Linked DNA regions of Homo sapiens: region 2 is linked to region 1. Evidence: chromatin contacts called from ENCODE Hi-C or POLR2A ChIA-PET data. All regions are on one chromosome and are shown on one strand. Each heading gives the region's core, a stretch centred on a gene start or an enhancer-like site at or near the end of the contact. The rest is flanking DNA. Distances are from core to core; before and after follow the strand shown.

Region 1 (7,750 bases), core at 1,469-3,968:
TGCTGAGGAATGTGAAAAAAAAGATGTAAATCGGTGCTGTTTTATTGACAAATGGGATATGAAGAATGAAATGTGCGGCCGAGCACGGTGGCTCACGCCTGTAATCCCAGCACTTTGGAAGGCGGAGGCGGGCAGATCACGAGGTCAGCAGATCCAGACCATCCTGGCCAACACGGTGAAACCCCCTCTCTACTAAAAATACAAAAAATTAGCCGGGCGTGGTGGCGGGCGCCTGTAGTCCCAGCTACTCGGGAGGCTGAGGCAGGAGAATGGCGTGAACCCGGGAGGCGGAGCTTGCAGTGAGCCAAGATTGCGCCACTGCACTCCAGCCTGGGGGACAGAGCGAGACTCCGTCTCAAAAACAAAAACAAAAACAAAAAAGAAATGTGCAACATAGGGTTTAGATGAAGTGACAGGAGACTCAGCATATTATGGAAATTATTATCTTGATTTTGTGTATATAGAAATAAAGCTGTATCCGGCTGGGTGCGGTGGCTCATGCCAGTAATCCAGCACTTTGGGAGGACGAGGAGGGCAGATCACGAGGTCAGGAGTTCAAGACCAGCCTAGCCAACATAGTAAAACCCCGTCTCTACTAAAAATACCAAAATTAGCTGGACGCGGTGGTTCGTGCCTGTAATCCCAGCTACTCCAGGGGCAGGAGAATCACTTGAATCCAGAAGGCAGAGGTTGCAATGAGCTAAGATCGTGCTACTGCACTCCAGCCTGGCGACAGACTGAGAATCCGTCTCAATAAATAAATAAATAAACAAAGCTGTGTATCTGGTTTTCTATACTTTCCAGGTCAAATCTCACTAGCAGATGTTCCTGTTATCTTCAGTTTGACATCTTATCTAAAATGACTCCTAAAATGTGTAATAATGTTAATTATAATATCTAAACCTACTGACTCTAACATCACAAAGAATTTTAAGAGGTCGAGGTTAAAAATCTAAAATTGTAAGTCATCAGCTAACAATGACATTTCAAGTCATGAGCTTGGATAAAAATAACCATGGAAATCACCATTCAGCAAAATACAGGCATAGTGGCCAGGCGTGGTGGCTCACGCCTGCAATCCCAGCACTCTGGGAGGCCCAGGCAGGAAGATCACCTGAGGTCAGCAGTTTGGGACCAGCCTGGGAAACATGGTGAAACTCCGTCTCTACTACAAATACAAAAATGAGCCGGGCGTGGTGGCGGACGCCTGTAATCCCAGCCACTCAAAATCGCTCGAATCAGGGAGGTGGAGGTTGCAGTGAGCTGGATGGCGCCACTGCAGCCCCGCCTGGGCAACAAGAGTGAAACTCTGTCTCAAAAAATAAATACACACACATACACACACACACACACACACACACACACACACACACACACACTCTCGCATACAGGCATAGGATAGTTTGCTATAGTTAACAAACATAAGAATATCCTATTTTCTTGAGCTTTCATCAGGCTTTACTTTGCCAGAATACATCTATCCCATTTTTCAGTAACTAGATCTAGCTACCACATTTCCTCAGTTTTAACGTGTGTGTTTAAAGAGACAGGGTCTTGCGTCGCTCAGGCTGGAGTGAAGCAGCGGGATCAAAGCTCACTGCAGCCTTTTTCTGTCTATAAATCTTCAACACTTGGCTGCGCTGCAATCTCTCTGAGCCTGCCCGATTCGTGAATCATTCTTTGCTCAAAATGTTAAATTTAACTTGGCTAAGGTTTTTCGTTTAACACTTCCTACTAACGCTACAGCCTAAAACCTCTCCTGCAAAATGCTTTTTCAGGTGGCAACGTACCAATTCTAACAAGTTTGTGGGAGTAATGGGGAGGAGGGCTAACCCTCTATTTTCTTTCAGAAAAAGGGTTAGGCACAAGGAGCTCTAAAGGCTTGTCCGAAGTCTGCTGAAAACTCACAAACCACTCAGAACCAGGTTTCCCACACCCAATTAATTCCAAGTGGTACTGTATCCGATTACCCCCATTTTCCAAGAGATAGTTTATTTTTTCCCCTCTTTTCCCCTCCCCACTACACTTTCCACTTAGCCCTTTTTGAACTGCAAAATAACCTCTCAACTCCCCTCACCAGACCATTCTCTACAGAGCAAATTCATCTACGAGATCCAAGACGCAACTCCCACCGCCAGGCGGTCGCCTCAGAAGGGTAAGCAGAAAGCATGCCCACTTGGCCACTTTTACAACTTATTTCTGCTCAGAAATGCACCAACTCAACTACCCGGTAGATAAGGCACCAGCTAGCAGAGACCTCTTGCTCATTTCCTCTTGTACCTTATAAAATGCCCGCTTTTTTGCTCCAAAGACGAAGCGGGCTGGCTTCAGAAATAAAATCCCTCTTCTTGTATACTAGGGCTCGCTCTTGTTAATTGGTGTCTACGTGTGGCGAGCAACTAACTCTCTTTTCCGTTAGAGCACTCAAAGCCCTGGTCAATCTACCCCCCAAGACAGCAGAGACCAGCACAACGATCCCAAGGAAGGCTGTTGGCTTCACCCCGCTTAAGTCCTCAAAGTCAGCGCCTGCAGCATATCCTTGCCCCCACCACCTGCCTCTAGCTCTGGTCACTTACACTTACGGTTAGTTCGCATCCACTGTAACAGCGCCTGGCGGTCGGCAGGAGCCACAGTGCGAAGCGGCCGCAGCATCACTGCCTGCCTCGCAGTGGGAAATTTTACCTTGCTGGAGCAAGCCGCGCAGGCACTGGCTGGCATTGCGCATGCGCAAGCAGAGACCGCCCCACCCTCCGCGGAACAAGCCTCCGGTCTGCAAAGCCCTAAGCCCCGCCCCTCTACGGAGGTCTCACGTGCGCCTGGGGATCCCTGCCTTCAGTCACACCTCTATCTCTCATCTTTCCGCTCTTAGCTGGGAGTGCTCCGCCTAGTCACTTTTCTTAAGGTGGCTCGTCGAGGCCTGACTTCTTCCCCGAAATCACGTCCCTAGACAGCCTCCTATTTTACCACTAACTTTACTCCTGCAGTTATTCAGCGGTAGGAAACTGAAACCAAAAACCAGTGTAAGCAAGTAAACATCTAAACTGTTTCAGGAGCCGCGTAGAAGGAACGCGGCGGTGTGCCCCGGAAGCGGAAGTAGATTCTCCTATAGAAAGGCTGGACTACGCGGAGTGGTGACGTTTCCTCATTGGGCGGAAGGTTCGCTGGCACTCCGTTGGTCTTCCAGCTGGTGGGAGTTGACGACGTGGTGCTGGGCGTTGGGACCCTACTTTATCTAGTTCGGGAAGTTGGGTTGTGGGGTCATACCTGTCTGTCTGCTCCCAGCTTTCTTGGGTTTCTTCCGACGGCGTGGGGCCTCGCTAAGGAATTCCCGGCCCCTCAGGGCCACGGCTTTAGCGGTGTCTTTTGCGGTAAGTGTCTGCTTTTTCCCGCCCCAGACTACGGAGGGGGAGCGAGGGGCAGCCCCAGCGCTGCTCAGGAGGCGAGAGACTCCGGGGGAAGTCGGCCTCCGTGGCCACCGGCCATCGTTACCGAGACTGAGTTTCTGTGGCTCTTTATCTCGTCTTCCATGAGAAGTTTTATTAAAGATGCGCTGTGCCCCTTTTGAGTTGTCTTCCGATTTACCTGAGCCAAATAAGATGTAGGCAGTTGCAGGCCTGAGTCTTCGTTTTGCTTTCCTGAGCAAGAATTTAGATGAAGCTACTTCCCCGAAAATCCTTTTACTTGTACGAGACTTTTATTTTTCCTATGTGTTTGTAGTGCTTAACACAATGTCCTGCGTGTAGTAGACGTTCAATAAACGAATATGGAATATCAGTTGAATGCCAATGATGATTTAAGATAGACTGATAGCTCTCTCTGTACCATTTGACGCTGCTGACCATCCATTTCTTGAAACTTTCCCCTGCTGCCTTTCTTCATGCTATCCTCACCTGATTCTTTCACATGCTTAATTTAACAAAATATATACTTGTTCTTGGCTACAAGGATACAGAAATGAATAACACTAACTCTGCCATTGAGAAGCTAACGCACATAAATACACATTATATCAAGATGGGTAATGAGAAACACTAGTTGCATATAAAGAGCTGTAGAAAGCTGTGGGAGAGCTAAAGTGCTCCTTAGGTGCTTTGTGACCCTGAGCCAGTTTCTATTCCAATCTAGCCTCAATTTCCTCATCTACTTAATAGGCTTGTTTTGAGGAAGAAAGGAGATTAGGTAAGAGGTTTGGTTTGGTTTAGTGCCTAGAATACAGCAATCGTGGTGCCAAAGGGGAGGGAAATATTTCCCTCAAATCGCTTTTTCTCAGTTTTTTGATATGGCCAACTGGTATTTTCTACCTTAATATAGAGTACTATGCAAAAGCATCTTCAAGTCTTCCTTCCAGATTACTCCTCTGTCCCCATCTATTTGGAAATTCTGGACCTGCCACAGGATTACAGTAAGATAACCATAAATGTAGCTTTTTAAAAATTGATTTTCTCCTATGTGCCATGGAGAAAGGGAAAGGGAATTAGTAAAAGCTCCTATCTCTTTGGTTATTTTCAGTCTTGGTTAACGCCGTCCTTTTAGTTGGCCCTCAGTCATTGCTATAACCCAAATGGTCTTCCACAGGCTCTCCTCGAGGCTTCTCGCTTGCTTCCATGGCATTGTCCCTATATGCCAACCATGTCCAAACCTTATTCTTTTCATTTCCAAACCTTGTTCTTTTCCAAACCTTATTTGCTCTGTCGCCCAGACTGGAGTACCGAGGCACCATCTCGGCTCACTGCAACCTCCGCCTCCCAGGTTCAAGCAATTCTCCTGCCTCAGCCTTCCGAGTAGCTGGGATTACAGGTGCCTGCCACCACGCCCAGCTAATTTTTGTGTTTTTAGTAGAGATGGGGTTCCACCATGTTGGCCAGGTTGGTCTTGAACTCCTGACCTGAAGTGATCCGCCTGCTTCGGCCTCCCAAAGTGCTGGGATTACAGGTGTGAGCCACCATGCCCTGCCTAAACCTTATTCTTTAGCCTCCATCTCATGAGTTGATAGTTCTGTACTTTCCCCTAAAACTTGCAAACTCATTAGGTCCAAAACCAAATGCACTGTCTTCACCTTCCTTTTTTTTTTTTTTTTCACTATGACATATGTCATGCATACGAAAGTGTATAAAAGCAGTGATTGTCAGTGCGTTTTTGAGTTTTGACCTCTGGTTGAATTTTGTGATACAAGTAGGTTAAATTTTTAAAAGGATTATAAGGGCTGTGAGCAATGGCTCACGCCTGTAATCCCAATACTTTGGGAGGCTGAGGCTGGCAGATTGCTTTAGCTCAAGAGTTCGAGACCAGCTTGGGTAACATGGCGAAACTCCCTGTCTCAACAAAAGAGACAAAAATTAGCCAGGCTTAGTGGCGCCGCCTGTAGTCCCAGCTAGTTGGAGGGATAATGAAATGAACATCTATGTACACATCCTTCATAAAAAGTGAAACATTAAAAATAATACATTAAGTCCCTTTGACCTCTTCTCTATTAACTCCTCTGACTTTCAAACCACCTTCCCTTTTTGCCTTCCATTCATTGGTTAATGGCATCACTAGCCATCTGGTTATAAAAACTAGAGATATTGGAATCATTTTTGCCTCTTTTTTCCTTCACTTGCCATAACCATTTGGTCATTAGATTCTGCTTCATGAATTAGCCCTTAACCCTAGTTTCTTTTTCTCTAGTTCAAGGCCACATCTTGTCTCAACTAGCCTTATGGAGTATGGGTAGTGCATGTAGTGTCCTGGCTCTTCAGTTTTTTCCCTCCAATGTATTTGTTACACTGTATCTAAAGATGTTTCTAAGGTATAGAACAGATTTCTCATTCTGTTGTTTTCTTTGGGACATGTTATTAAATACTTAATATAGTGATTATGAACCCTTGCTGCACATCAATATAGCTAGTGAAAGTTTTCAAAACATAAATGTCTTGTTTTGCACTCCAGATTAAGAATTTAGATGAAGCTACTCCCCCTAAAACTTTTTTACCTTACTATCTCTGGAGAGTCTGATTGAGCATTTAATTTTTACTGATAGGCATTATCTAAATGTCATTGAAATAACGCATTGCTTGAGCATATGCCTCTTATCCCTCCTTTTCCTTTTTTATTTTTCACTTTTCCTTTTTCTTTTCAATGTTAAGGCCAACTTTCCAAGGAATTCTTTTGATTTTCGTTTTAATTTTCTTCTTGGTAGCATTTTATGTAAAGATTCTTTTTATGGTTGACCTCATAGCCAGAAAGTATCGTAAAGAAATGATTCCCAGTGTTCCTGAGTTATTACCTCTTGTTGCTAATTGACTTTTTTTTTGGTATACCTTTTTTGCTGCAAAAGTACGAATTGGTGCTGTGATATTATTTTACATAAAATGAGTTTTAAAATTTGAAAAACAATTACTTTAATGAAGAGAAAGTTGCTTGATACTTCTTGATATAATTGAATATAATCTTTGGTGCTAAGTTAAGACAGAGGTGGTATGATGCATAATTTATCTTTTGAAGGGAGTCTTGTGTTAAACTGTTATATTTGATTAGGAATTAGAACTTCTCTCATGCTGGGACAATTTCTGGAGTACATAGTAGGTGTTTAATGAATGAGTAAATGAATACAAGTGGCAGCTCCATCCCAACCTCTAGTCTGTTGACTAGTTGCACTCTAATTCTCACAAGGAACGCTTTGGAAAATAATTTTCCCTTGACTTAAAAAATAGTGTTCTCAGTCATTACTAAAAAATTGGAAATTAGAAAAAGATATAAGAAAATAAAAATTGCTGGTCGTGGTGGCTCACGCCTGTAATCCCAGCACTTTGGGAGGCTGAGGCGGGTGGATCATGATGTCAGGAGTTCAAGACCAGCCTGGCCAAGATAGTGAAAACCCATCTCTACTACAAATATAAAAAATTAGCTGGGTGTGGTGGCAGGCACCTGTAATCCCAGCTACTTGGGAGGCCAAGGCAGGAGAATCGCTTGAACTCGGAGGGCAGAGGTTGCAGTGAGCCGAGATTGTGCCACTGCACTCCAGTGGGCACAGAGTGAGACTCTGTCTCAAAAAAAAAAAATTGCTAGTTATTCATCATCCAGAGATAACAAATGTTATTTTAACAGTTTATTAAAATATAATTCTTGGCTGGGTGCGGTGGCTTAAGCCTGTCCCAACACTTTGGGAGGCCAAGGCAGGCAGATCACAAGGTCAGGAGATCCAGAGCATCCTGGCTAACAAGGTGAAACCCCATCTCTACTAAAAATACAAAAAATTAGCCGAGCATGGTGGCACTCCATGTAGTCCCAGCTACACGGGAGGCTGAGGCAGGAGAATCGCTTGAATCCAGAAGGCAGATATTGCAGTGAGCCGAGATCTTGCCACTGCACTCTAGCCTGGGTGACAGAGAGACACTACATCTGAAAAAAAAAAAAAAAAATATATATATATATGTGTGTGTGTGTGTGTATATATATATACACACACACACACACATAATTCTTAGTTCACCTAAAGTGTACAATTGAAAGGATTATAGTGTATTTACAAAGTTACGCAACTATCACCATAATCAATTTTCGTACATTTTTATTATCCCATGAAGAAACCCCATACCTATTAGCAATCATTCCCTATTTTACTCCATCTCCTGAGCCCTAAGCAACTATTAATCCACTTTCTGTCTCTGTAGATTTATGTATTCTGAACAATTCATGTGGAACCATAATATGTGATCTTTTGTGACTGGGTTTTTTCACTTATGTTTCGAAGATTAATCCATGTTGTGGC
Region 2 (7,507 bases), core at 3,295-5,794, 840 kb after region 1:
AATTGCATAATCTCCTATTATTCTGTCTGCCTTAAAATTAAACTTAATGATGACAGGAATTTTAGAGCTGGAAGAGAATTTAAAGTTAACACACTGCAAACTTCTTATTTTACAACGGATCAGAGATTATGTGGTTTGCCAAATTTTATCAGTTGGTTACTAGGAGAACAAGGCTAGAACCCATGCCTCCTCCTTTCCACCTTTCCTGTTTTTCCTGGAACAGCAGAAACAGAAAGCAACCACTAGAGGCGCACTGTATGCCAGTGGTTGCACACAGATTTTTATGTCAGACTACCCAAGTTCAAATCTTAGATCTGTTACGTAGTAGCTATGTGACTTTGGCCAAGTACTCTAACTGCTCTGTGCCTCGGTTTTTTCATCTATAAAATGGAGGGCATAATAGTATCGACTTCATAGGATTGTTATGAGGATTCAGTGAATTAATGTACTTAAAGCACATAACACACTTGGCACATTGAGTGACCAGAAATCTAATTGTTACGATTTAGCACACACTCTGATAGCTGCTGATATTTAGAGGCCAGGGATTTTACCCACAGCTGTTTTTGTTTGATCTGAAGTTTAAAGAACACAAACAAAACAAAACAAAAAACATCACTTGAGATAATGTTTATAGTTCTAGATATTTCACATAGAGATCCAAATTTCCGGTTTCTCTTTGAAATCAGAAGGTCTGACATCGGTAGGCCAAAATTCTCAGGTAGTAACAATTGGCTGGGGCCAAATGCAGCTGCCCCCTTTAATCCGTACCACTCATGTAAAGCTTACATCTTTTAACTTGACCTGCCTGACTACTGCATGCCTTTGCACTTGCATTTCAGCTTAAGACAACCTCTGCTCTCAAGGAACTCATAATCCAATAGGTGAGACGCATTTGCTAAACAGTTTACAATATATTGTCATAGGAACAAGTATAAACTTGCAAATTTCAAAATACAGCAGTCAACTGAAGGAACAGGAGTGCCCTGAATGGTAGAGGTGCTGACGGTGATATGTGTTGTCTAAAAAGTGGCTTTGAAAAAGAAAAGGAGAGGAACAGGGTTGTAAAGGAAATAGAATGTGCAAAGACACTGAAATGGGAAACAGCTTGTGTGTTTAGAAACTGTAAGGAGTTCAATTTTGGACAATACTGTAAAATGAGAAAGGGAGAAGTAGGCTGACACTAAATATAATACACATCCCTTATTTTGTATTTTACTCTGTAAGAGATAGGTAGCACTTAAAAGGTTTTCTGTCATTAAATTACAAATCTAGGTTGGGTACAGTGGCTCACATCTGGGAATCTCAGTGCTTTTGGGAGGCTTAGGTGGACAGATTGCTTGAGACTAGAGTTCGAGACCAGCCTGGGCTAGACCCTGTCACTAAAAAAAAACGAAAATATTAGCTGGGCATGGTGGCATGTGCCTGTGGTCTCAGGTGTTTGGAAGGCTGAGGCGAGATGATCGCTTGTGCCCAGAAGTTTGAGGTTGCTATTGCACTCCAGCTTGGGCGATAGAACGAGATCTTGTCTCTAAATAGATAGATAATTAAATAAAATTGCAAATTTAACTGCATATTTTTGGACCTTGTCTTTGAGAATGCAATGCTATACAATCCACAATATTCTATGAACTTTTTTTTTTTTCTCTTTGAGACAGGAGACAGGGTCTCACTCTGTCACCCAGGCTGGAGTGCAGTGGTGCAATGTCGGCTCACTGCAATCTTGACCTCTCAAGTTCAAGCAATTCTCTCACCTCAGCCTCTGGAGATTGGGTTTCACCATATTGGCCAGGCTGGTCTTGAACTCCTGACCTCAAGTGATCCACTCGCCTCGGCCTCCTAAAGTGTGGGGACTACAGGCGTTAGCCACCCTGCCGGCCTGTACTATCTTTCAATAGCAAATTGCCACTTCAAGAAGAAGAAACCCTGTCGTTATAAGGGGTAAAATATAGTTTTAAGATTGGTCTGCAAATGAAGTTTCCTTATCCGTAAAATGGGAATAACAATGGCACCTAACTCAGGGCTATTAAATTGAGAATTAAACTCACTAAACCCATGTAAAGGGCTTACCAAGATACCTGATACAGAGGATAAATGGTCACTTAATGAGTTATGATACCTATTGAGGCTTCCTTGTCTATGTACCCTTTATTTATTTATTTATTTATTTATTTATTTTTATTGATCATTCTTGGGTGTTTCTCGCAGAGGGGGATTTGGCAGGGTCATAGGACAATAGTGGAGGGAAGGTCAGCAGATAAACAAGTGAACAAAGGTCTCTGGTTTTCCTAGGCAGAGGACCCTGCGGCCTTCCGCAGTGTTTGTGTCCCTGGGTACCTGAGATTAGGGAGTGGTGATGACTCTTAACGAGCATGCTGCCTTCAAGCATCTGTTTAACAAAGCACATCTTGCACCGACCTTAATCCATTTAACCCTGAGTGGACACAGCACATGTTTCAGAGAGCACAGGGTTGGGGGTAAGGTCACAGATCAACAGGATCCCAAGGCAGAAGAAGTTTTCTTAGTACAGAACAAAATGACAAGTCTCCCATGTCTACTTCTTTCTACACAGACACGGCAACCATCCGATTTCTCAATCTTTTCCCCACCTTTCCCGCCTTTCTATTCCACAAAGCCGCCATTGTCATCCTGGCCCGTTCTCAATGAGCTGTTGGGCACACCTCCCAGACGGGGTGGTGGCCGGGCAGAGGGGCTCCTCACTTCCCAGTAGGGGCGGCCGGGCAGAGGCGCCCCTCACCTCCCGGGCGGGGCGGCTGGCCGGGCAGGGGGCTGACCCCCAACCTCCCTCCCAGAAGGGGCGGCTGGCCGGGCGGGGCGCTGACCCCCCCACCTCCCTCCCGGAAGGGGCGGCTGGCCGGGCGGGGCGCTGACCCCCCCACCTCCCTCCCGTCCGGGAGGCTGGCCTGGCGGGGGCTGACCCCCACCTCCCTCCCGGACGGGGTGGCTGCCGGGCGGAGACGCTCTTCACTTCCCAGACGGGGTGGCTGCCGGACGGAGGGGCTCCTCACTTCTCAGACGGGGCGGCTGCCGGGCGGAGGGGCTCCTCACTTCTCAGACGGGGCGGTTGCCGGGCAGAGGGTCTCCTCACTTCTCAGACGGGGTGGCCGGGCAGAGACGCTCCTCACCTCCCAGACGGGGTCGCGGCTGGGCAGAGGCGCTCCTCACATCCCAGACGGGGCGGCGGGGCAGAGGTGCTCCCCACATCCCAGACGATGGGCTGCCAGGCAGAGACGCTCCTCACTTCCTAGATGGGATGGCGGCCGGGCAGAGACGCTCCTCACTTTCCAGACTGGGCAGCCAGGTAGAGGGGCTCCTCACATCCCAGACGATGGGCGGCCAGGCAGAGACGCTCCTCACTTCCCAGACGGGGTGGCGGCCGGGCAGAGGCTGCAATCTCGGCTCTTTGGGAGGCCAAGGCAGGCGGCTGGGAGGTGGTTGTAGCGAGCCGAGATCACGCCACTGCACTCCAGCCTGGGCACCATTGAGCACTGAGTGAACGAGACTCCGTCTGCAATCCCGGCACCTCGGGAGGTCGGGGCTGGCGGATCATTCGCGGTTAGGAGCTGGAGACCAGCCCGGCCAACACAGCGAAACCGTCTCCACCAAAAAAATACGAAAACCAGTCAGGCGTGGCGGCACGCGCCTGCAATCGCAGGCACTCGGCAGGCTGAGGCAGGAGAATCAGGCAGGGAGGTTGCAGTGAGCCGAGATGGCAGCAGTACAGTCCAGCTTCGGCTCGGCATCAGTGGGAGACCGTGGAAAGAGAGGGAGAGGGAGACCGTGGAGAGGGCGAGGGCGAGGGCGAGGGCGAGGGAGAGGGAGAGGGAGCTATGTACCCTTTTTTTGAGAAAGTACATCTGGTTAAGTATGTATTTTTCATTGAAAACTAAAGTTAAATCAGGACTGATGGCATTTTCCGACTGCATTTGGTAAAAAATAAATGCCAAAAATATTAGATTGAAAATGCCAAGATAAAACTTCCTTACCTTCTGTATTGTAAAAGTTTCAAGAATAATTTAAAGATTTTTGCACAACACAGAAAGTGCAAGTTATCGTCTATAGTTAATAATTAAATAAAACAGTTTATTAATGGTAGGTAATAAAGGTGCTTAGTAAAACAGATGGTTCTCCAGTTCCCCAGGCTCAATGAGCAGGCAAAGATCCTTTTAGGCAAAAGACATTTTCACATCTAACAGTAACATCTCTGATGGTCAGGCAGGTCAAACAATCACTTGGCGGGAAATAGATAAATACAGACTAAATTCGCACAATCTGTTTCTGTTTAGTTTATAAACTGCGATCCAGAGTGTCAGCTTTCGTGCCTTGTGGGACTTGAAGTCCAGAAGGAAGAAGTGATCAGGGCTGCCGAGGGATGGAAGCGTGCAGCCCCTGCAGGTCTGAGACCTACGAACTACAACTCCCGGCAAGCATCGGAAGGCCGCGTCGTAATTGCGGGCAACCAATCGTACCAGAGCAGGGCAAGCCCCCGCCCTCTGGCTCGGTGGAAGGCCTCCGCCAATGGCAGAGCTCCCATCGCAGAGCCTGCGGGTTAGGTTGTGAGGCCCGGGCCGGGGGCGGGGAGGAGCCAAGGGGGCGAGCAAGCTCGGTGGCTGGGTGGGTTGGGGCGTTCCGCGCGCCCTTCATTGAAGCGGCGGTGGCCGGGCTGGGCGCCGGTAGTGGAAAGCGACGGCGCGGCTGGAAAATGCCAGTCCATTCCCGAGGGGATAAGAAGGAGACCAACCATCACGATGAGATGGAGGTGGACTACGCCGAAAATGAGGGGAGCAGCTCCGAGGACGAGGACACTGAGAGCTCGTCGGTCTCCGAGGATGGAGATAGCTCAGGTGCGCGACCCACTGCTGGGACCCTGAGTCCCCGCGCCCAGCGCGCGACAGGCCGCTCTCCGCACGCCAGGCGGCTGCGTCCTGCTGGGAAAGCGGGGCGGGGACAGAGGGAAGGGGCGGAGACTGGCTCTGGGCCCTGGGCTGCACCCTGACCGGTCGCTGGGCGCTGTCTGGCTCCTGATGGGTCCCGGCGGCGGGGCGGGGCGGGCCTGGGCTTGTCCAGCTCCCAAACGCGGCGTGGTCCTGCCCCCGGTGGTGCTCTGGAGCGACCAGCCCAGGCGGACAACTTCCCGCAGCAGACAAACTGGAAATGCCTCCTCTCCCCAGCCCACCGACCTCTTTCCCTATTTTCACCTTTGCAACCCTCACTTCTCAGCGCAAGTGAGTTGCCGGGACAGAGGGTCGGCTTAGTAATTAACCTCAGTTTGCAAGTCAACTTGCCGGTCAGCACTTTTACATCAGTGTCTTTTCGGGGGCTAACTTGAGAGCGGTCCCGTTCAGTAGCTCCCTGAAGTTTGCAAGACTGAGAGGAAGGGACCAACATTCGGGCTCATTTTGGATCTTCATATGCTTATAAATTGGCTGAGTTTTGGCAGCGTTGAAAATTCTCCAAGTCTTTTCTTCCCTTCAGTTTTTTCTAACTTTGGGCTGTTTTAAATTATTTTGGGTGGGGGAGGAGGGCAGATTAACACTACAAATAAATTTTGCAAACTTTTAGGAATGGTTATTCTAAAGTGAAATGGAATTTGTGATTACCGGGATTATTTTCTTTCGATTCAAATGATGGAGATGAGACTGACTTCTTTGTCTTGGCCTGATTTTGGTCATGTAAAGGAAGCATTGATGATAGGTTGATGACAGCCTAGTATCACCCAGATGCCCTCTTTTCATGTTTCCCTTGCAAAGCAAATCTCCATGGAAGGATATAATTTCAATCAGTAAATCAGCCATCCAAAAATATTTATGAGTGACTTCTTTGTGCAGCACTGGACAGTACTCAATATGAGGGATAAATAGTTATTATCTGGGCTCACTTAAAAAGCTATCATAAGTCACCACTTGATTAAATTGCCAAATGAATGCTTAACTAAATGTTGCTGTAGGAATTCAGAGGCAGAGGAAATCGTTTCAATATTGGGTGGTCACAAAGCCTAGCTGAAGAAGGTGGGATTACCTTAATTATCTTGAAGAATGAGTAGAATTTGGTTTGGGGTGGTGGGTATCCCTGCAGGGAGAGGGATGTAAGAAAAAGTACAAGGGCCAGAGTTTGGGGCTTATTCAAAAGAGCGTGAAAACCTTGGGAGAAGGAGTTGAGCTCGGAAAAGAACAGGAAAGTATAGATGTGAGTGATTTCAAAGAAAGCACAAAACAGGATTGATGAATGCAAGTTTAGGATTGAAGGTAAGAGAAAAACCAAGATACAAGGAGAGTGGCGGTAGCATCAACAGAAATAGAAAAGTGAAAGATTTGAGATGAAGGTGAAAGAAAAGAGTATTTCAGACATGTTGCTTTTTTTTTTCTTTTCTCTCTTTGAGATGGAGTCTCGCTCTGTTGCCCAGGCTGGAGTGTAATGGCGTGATCTTGGCTCACTGCAACCTCCGCCTCCTGGGTTCAAGCAATTCTCCTGCCTTAGCCTCCCGAGTAGCTGTGATTATAGGCGGGTGCCACCACACCAAGCTAATTTTTTGTATTTTTAGTAGAGACAGGGTTTCTCCATGTTGTCCAGGCTGGTCTCGAACTCCTGACCTCGTGATCCACCCACTTCAACCTCCCAATGTGCTGGGATTACAGGCATGAGCTACCATTCCCAGCCTTTTTTTTTTTTTTTTTTTGAGAAGGAGTTTTGCTCTTGGCACCCAGGCTGGAGTGCAATGGCATCATCTTGGCTCACTGCAACCTCCACCTCCAGGGTACAAGCAATTCTCCTGCCTCAGCCTCCCGAGTAGCTGGGATTACAGGCATGCGCCGCCACGCTCAGATAATTTTTGTGTTTCACCATGTTGGCCAGGATGGTCTTGAACTCCTGACCTCAGGTGATCTGCCTGCCTCGGCCTCCCCAAGTGTTAGGATTATAGGTGTGAGCCACCGTGCCTGGCCGACGTGTTGCTTTTGGAGTGATGGCAGTATGCTTAAGATTGCCCAACTGACAAATGGAAATGTGACATTGGAACCTGCCCGATATGGGAAGGGGAGAATAATTTGTAAGTCATCTGCCTTGCCATGAAAGTAGGTGAGATTTCAAAAGCGGGGAATATAGAGAAAGGAGACTGTATGGGAATATATTTCTTTTTTTTTTTTCTTTTTTTTGAGACAGTCTTGCTCTGTCACCCAGGCTGGAGTGCAGTGGCACGATCTTGGCTCGCTGCAACCTCTGCCTCCTGGATTAGATTCTCCAGCCTCAGCCTCCTGAGTAGCTGGGATTACAGGCATCCTCCAACACACCCGGCTAATTTTTGTGTTTTTAGTAGAGATGGGGTTTTGCCACGTTGGCCAGGCTGGTCTTGAACTCCTGACTTCAAGTGATCCACCCGACTCTGCCTCCCAAAGTGCTGGGATTACAGGCGGGAGCCACTGCACCTGGCCTGTTGGTGAATATGTTTCTTAGATCTATAAAGTATTTTGTCTTCAGATGTTCTTGCATT

What was found. Hi-C counts contacts between places; a loop is a spot of excess contacts on that map. ChIA-PET counts read pairs that join two places held with the same protein, here RNA polymerase II (POLR2A). Pooled maps may share reads with other maps.
Region 2: a map of B cell shows a loop between it and region 1 (23-fold over the local background). The contact joins the promoter of BRMS1L here to the promoter of SRP54-AS1 in region 1. A Hi-C loop is called at or near these places in 4 of 168 maps with a recorded cell type or tissue (B cell, CD4-positive, alpha-beta T cell and naive thymus-derived CD4-positive, alpha-beta T cell), 5 of 37 single-sample maps with no recorded cell type and 21 of 50 pooled maps. POLR2A ChIA-PET finds 5 or more read pairs at or near these places in 6 of 52 experiments (CD4-positive, alpha-beta T cell, Caco-2, H1 and 3 more).

Annotation. Positions count from the first base shown.
Region 1 is chr14:34,979,848-34,987,597 of GRCh38, forward strand. SRP54-AS1 (SRP54 antisense RNA 1) reads right to left here and starts at 2,719. Exons shown (of 5, transcript NR_151701.1): 1 at 2,577-2,719. SRP54 (signal recognition particle 54) reads left to right here and starts at 3,145. Exons shown (of 16, transcript NM_003136.4): 1 at 3,145-3,368. RefSeq lists a silencer at 1,116-1,410 and enhancers at 2,296-2,345, 2,464-3,165, 2,556-2,645, 2,826-3,325, 3,356-3,615.
Region 2 is chr14:35,821,794-35,829,300 of GRCh38, forward strand. BRMS1L (BRMS1 like transcriptional repressor) reads left to right here and starts at 4,545. Exons shown (of 10, transcript NM_032352.4): 1 at 4,545-4,865. The coding sequence starts at 4,724. RefSeq lists silencers at 4,586-4,685, 4,936-5,105.